Regions from separate parts of the Homo sapiens genome. Here region 1 is linked to region 2. A link is an interaction called in ENCODE POLR2A ChIA-PET data of the cell type or tissue named here. Cell type or tissue: MCF 10A. All regions are shown on one strand. Each heading gives the region's core, and the rest is flanking DNA. Links, peaks and the distances in the headings are about the cores only.

Region 1 (2,924 bases), core at 124-2,623, 150 kb after region 2:
CCCCATCCCAACAGTGGTGGAAAGTTTCATTTATTCATTCAATAAGCATTTATTAAACAGTGTAGAAACCCCATGTTAGATAACTTTGAGAATAAACCTAAAGGACGGTACGTTGAGTATTTGATTCCAAGTTGGCTTTTTCAATGTTCCCATCACTGATGGAATCCTGAGAACCCTGTTAGCCTAGCACTGACTGTTTCTTTCACTCTTGGATCTCAGATGGTGGGGACACTGAAATCTAGGGGAAGGTTGTCCGGTACCACTTACAATTCCAGTTTCTCTGGTTCTTCGAAATTGTCCTGAATTTCTTTAAAATCATTATTCTTAGTCTTGAAACACTAGGTTATATTCATAACAAATGGTTTTGATCTTAACAGCATCCTTAATTTTCTGAGAGAAATGAACAAAAATTGGTATTCTAAATGCCAGGTCTCCCAGATTTTTATTATTTCAGACAATTGTTGCAGCATGCGAAATTTTTAAAATTACAATTTACTTATTTTGAGTCTTATCTCTTCCTGCATGTTGTTCATGCTCTCCACTGCATTAATCTTCATCTATTTACATTTCAGTCAACCTGTTTATCTGTTGTTAATCCATCTTCTGGCTGATTCCTGTCAATCTCAGCCTACAATAGCTCACTGGGAATATATTACATAAAAGTCATCAAGGGCAGGAGAGAGAGAATGGTATTCTGATTTTGATCTTTACTCAGAATTCTCAATGACTTTCCCTCTGTGATAGCAGCAGATGTTCCCAAAGTTAGTTATTGAAAATGACAGTCTCAGTTTCCCGTTTTTCACTCTTGACTCTCAAAAATGGATACCAGCTACTTAGTATGTCACTGTGTTTTAGCTTCTTAAAGATTCATGTTAAAACTATTCATTGTTTTTCAGACTAAGTGATTGTAGTTTCTTTAACTTTTTCAATGCTGGGTTTGAAATCATTTCCCTTTCTTACACGTCTGAATGCAATCCATCAACCAATGCTGTTGTCTCTGTTTTCAAAATCTGTACTGAATCCAACAGCATTTCCCAATGTTAACTGTTACCGCCTTTGACCACGCCACTGTCATCACTCATTCAGACTCTTGCAGTAGCCTGTTAGCTGGTTTCGGTGCTTTGTTCTTGCCCTGCCGTAGTCAGTTCTCCAAAAGACAAAGTGTTCCTTTAAAACTTAGGTCAGACCAGGCAACTACTGCTCAGAATGTTCTGATTGCTTCCCATTTAATTGAAAATCAGATCCAATCATTGTCTTTTTCTGTGATCTGACTCCCTTTTACCTTTCTGATTTCATCCCTTCTGGTGTCCTCCTCCTTCACTTGCTGTTTTCCAGCTACGTTGGTCTCTTCACCCTTGCAGAATACAGCATTCCCCTCAAGGCCTTTGCATCTGCTGGTCCCACTCCCTGGATTCCTCTTCCTCTCAGTCTTCTTGAGGCTGACTCACTCACTTCTCTCAGGTCTTTGCTCATAAGTCACTTCATGAGTGACACCCTTGCCAAGGCCAGTTATCTCAAGTGGTAACCACTACCCCTCCCCTCCCCCCAGCTTGCTAGGAATGCAATAAATATTTGTTGAATGAGTAAAATAACTATTTTTCATGGAAAGACATTTAATTTCCTGTTCCATCTATGGGAATAGATAAGGAATGCATAAAATGATCCTCAGCAGCAGAAGGCAGGTAAACATGACAACAAAGTGGGAAGAAATCAGACATGGTAAAAATTCCATATCATATATTTAGTTTTCTTAAAGTACAAACAGTAACAGAATAAAAAGTGAATAAGTTGTTTAAAAATGGAAATCTTCCTTGGAACAGCTAATATTTATAATCAGATCATTATTATGCAATTATGTAATGTTACTGGTATAATTTTGTGTTTTCTAAATATTAAATGCTCCTCCCTTTGCAATTAAATTTAAACTATCAATATGCTTGACAAACTGCCTTTTATAATAAAATGTACCTGTGTGTATAGTACTGTATATATATAATTGCATATGCATGTGTTTGCATTATCAATAATGTAGGATTTTTATACTCATAAAAGTTATGATGTATTAGAATTATTTCCTATTGCTAAATGGGAATCTATTGTGATTATTATTATTGGTGTAATATTAATATTGGTAGGTATTAGGCACATATATGCAACCTTGTAGAGGGAATATTTCTTCTGGAATCAGATCTTCTGCATGTTATAACTGTGTAAATTTACTTAACTGTCTGGGCTTCTTGCCTTGTTTTTAAAAAGGACATAATAATACATTACTTATTTAAAGGTAGAAAGGTAGAAATACATGGTACTCTAACATTTGACAGATTGCAAAGAGTCATCATTTTAAAAATCACAATGAGATATTATCACACACCTATGAGCATGGCTAAAATAAGAAGAAAAAAAACTAGATGGTACCAAGTGGGTGAAAATGCAGAGTATCTGGGATTCCCATGCATTGTTGGGAATGCAAAATGGTGCCACCACTTTGAAAGACAGTTGGACAGTTTCTTACAGTGTTAAACATATAATACATATAACCCAGCCATGCCACTTGTGGGTATTTACCTAAGTGATGGAAACTTATGCATAAACCAAAATCTGTACACTAGTGTTTATGGTAGCTTCATGTAGAGTCATCAGAAACTGGAGACAATCCAGGTATCTCTCAACTAGAGAATGAAAAAATAATATCTGGCATATCCATACAATAAAATACTACTCAGCAGTAAAAAGGAACAAATTAGTGATGCATGCACCAACACAGATGAATCCCAAAATACATTACGCTTCCTGAAAGAAGCTGGAGTCAGACTTGGAAGGCTACATACTATATGATTCCATGCAGTAAAGGCAACATTGTAGGAAAAGAATACAGATCAGTGGTTGTGTGGGAGTGGGAAGAGAGACTGACTGTCAAAGGG
Region 2 (2,924 bases), core at 263-2,762:
GATGATCCACCCACTTCGGCTTCCCAAAGTGCCGGGATTACAGCAGTGAGCCACCACGCCTGGCCTAGCCCTAGGATTTTTGAAATGGTAAATAAACATTGGCTTCAACTTAATGTCACCTGCTGCATTAACTTCAAATTTTGCAGCTTCTTCACCTCTCTGTCATAGGATGAAGAGAATTAGGGCCTTGCTCTGGGTTAGGTTTTGGCTTAAGGGGAATATTTGGGCTGGTTTGATCTTCTGTCCAGACCACACAAACTTTCTCCCTATCAGCAATAAGGCTGTTTTGGTTTCTTAACATTTGTGTGTTCGCTGGAATAGCACTTTTAATTTCTTTCAAAAATTTTTCCTTTGCATTCACAACTTAGCTAACTGTTTGGTGCAAGAGGCCTCACTTTCAGCCTATCTCTGCTTTTGACATGCCTACCTCACTCAGCTTCATCATTTCTAGTTTTATATCAAATGTGACAGACATGTGACCCTTCCCTTCACCTTGAACACTTAGAGGCCATTGTTAGATTAGTAATTGGTCCAATCTCAATATTGTTGTCTCAGGGAATAGGGGGGCCAGAGGGAAGGAAGATAGATGGGGAATGGGCAGTTGGTAAAGCAGTCAGAACACACACAACATTCATCACTTTATATTGGCGCAGTTTGTGGCACCTCAAAACAATTACAATAGTAACATCACAGATCACTGATCACAGATCATCCTGATAATAATGAAAGAGTTTGAAATATTGTGAGAATTGCTAAAATGTGACAACGAGACACAGAGCGAGAACACACTATTGCAAAAGTGGAGCCAACAGATGTGCTTGATGCAGGGTTGTCATAAATTTTCAATTTATTAAAAAAAAAAGCAATATCTGCAAAGTGCAATAAAGTGAAACAAGTAAAACAAGGTATGCCTGTATCTGCCCTTGCTGGCTTTGGTGGTGGAGGAAGGGGATAACAAGTCAAGGAATGTGAGATAGCCTCTAGAGGCTGGAACAGCCCTCAGTTTACAGTCAGCAAGGAAATGTAAATCTCAATGCTACAACTGCAAGGAACTGATTCTGCCAACAACCCGACTGCAAAAACCCAGATTCTCCCTTGGAGCCTGAAGAAAGAAATGCGGCCTGCTGACACCTTGATTTCAGCCTGGTGAGACTCACATAGGACTCCTGCACTACAGATCTTTAAGATAATAAGTTTGTGTTGCTTTCAGCCTAAATTTGTAGTAATTCATTGGAGTAATAATCAAAATCTAATACATGTCCCAAGGTTCCATTGACAACTGTTTTAAGAAATATTTTGCTCCTGTAATATATGCGTCACTGTTTTTCCAGACTCGGATACACATTAGCCAGTTGTTCACCACCTAACTGACAAGTCTCCACCAAACATTTTAGGTTTGTGTTATGACAGCCCTCTACTTCCAGTTTCAATTCCTACATGAGTCAGAATAGCTTAAACTATCCTGTCATTATAAATTAGCTAGGAATCCCAGTGATTTCACAAAGGTTTATGACTCATAGAAAATCTGCTATGGGCCCAGCAGAACTCCAGGACACCTCCCTTCCAAGAGGTGACTCAGAGATCCAGCCTGCTTACATCTCATGACTCAGTTTAATCTAATATGTATATTTTCAGGGGGCCACAGCAGGAAAAGAAAACCCTGCAGGATTTTTACTTTCTCAGATGAAAATATCACTTGTCGCTTTTGCTCACAGTCCATTGATTCACAAATAAAACACAGCTCTGCCTAACTCCAAGAAGGATGAGAAATGTAAGGTTTTTTTTTTTTTTTTTTTTTTGTATGTGCTCAGAAAGAAAGAACTCAATATTGGTGGTAACTAGTGATATCTTTCTATACTTTGTTACCTAAAAAAAAATCAGACTGGGTGTTATGACGCATGACTGTAATCCCAGTGCTTTGGGAGGCTGATGCAGGAGGATCCCTTGAGCCCAGGAGTTTAAGACCAGCTTGGGGGATATAATGAGACCCCATCTCTACTGACAAAAAAAAAATAGCCAGGTGTGGTAGCACATATCTGTAGTCCCCATTACTTGAGAGGCTGAGGCAGGAGGCACACCTAAGCCCGGCAGGTCGAGCAGGCAGTAAGCTTTGATCACACGCTCCACTGCACTCAGATTGGTCCACTTTAAATCTCCAGTTTAAATTAGTTTTAATTTAGACCTTTTAGAGATCTTCTTACCTCCTGACTTGGAAACTTGGAAATTTCAGGGAGAGAAGCAGTGTGGGCAGCATTATTAATTCTTCTCCCATGTAAGAAAGGAAATTCATTGTCTTTTTTTTTTTTTTTTTTTTTTTTGAAATAGAGTCTCGCTCTGTCGCCCAGGCTGGAGGGCAGTGGCGCGATCTCGGCTCACTGCAAGCTCCGCCTCCCGGGTTCATGCCATTCTCCTGCCTCAGCCTCCCGAGTAGCTGGGACTACAGGTGCCCGCGACCTCGCCCGGCTAATTTTTTGTAGTTTTAGTAGAGACGGGGTTTCACCATGTTAGCCAGGATGGTCTTGATCTCCTGACCTCGTAATCCACCCGCCTCGGCCTCCCAAAGTGTTGGGATTACAGGCGTGAGCCACTGCTCCTAGCCTGGAAATTCGTTGTCTTTTATGGGAACGTTTCTTTCCTCTCCTTCCAGGTTGTAATCCTTTGTTTTATATAAATAGTGAGGAAATAGGAGAAATGGAAATAGAAATGACTGTCTGTTGGTGGAGGAACATGCCCCAGTCTTCCTCTGGCTGGGTATGCAGCTGATGGCCTATTTCAAGGTGATTTCCCTTAGGATGGTGATGCATTGTTTCTTGGGGTGATGTCCAGCATAGTTTTGCCTCTGCCCCACCGAGGACCTTGTGGAGAGCAGCAGCCAAGTCTCCCTTTGTCCTCAGCCCCATTTCTGGGTTGGGCATCATATAGCC

What was found. ChIA-PET counts read pairs that join two places held together with the same protein. Peaks named below come from ENCODE experiments on the same cell type or tissue, not always from the same donor. Only the 100,000 strongest peaks of a DNase experiment are listed, where the experiment ranks them.
Region 1: POLR2A ChIA-PET joins it to region 2 with 9 read pairs; 2 of 35 experiments call an interaction of 5 or more read pairs at or near these places.

Annotation. Positions count from the first base shown.
Region 1 is chr20:9,199,322-9,202,245 of GRCh38, forward strand. The region is part of intron 2 of PLCB4 (phospholipase C beta 4); the gene reads left to right. Among named protein-coding and RNA genes, the nearest start is that of PLCB4, 130 kb to the left of the region's middle. In MCF 10A, for the core only: no CTCF peak of the experiment used is centred there; DNase peaks (open chromatin) are centred at 1,060 and 1,460.
Region 2 is chr20:9,050,221-9,053,144 of GRCh38, forward strand. No RefSeq gene overlaps it. Among named protein-coding and RNA genes, the nearest start is that of PLCB4, 17 kb to the right of the region's middle. RefSeq lists an enhancer at 779-1,978. In MCF 10A, for the core only: no CTCF peak of the experiment used is centred there; a DNase peak (open chromatin) is centred at 1,501.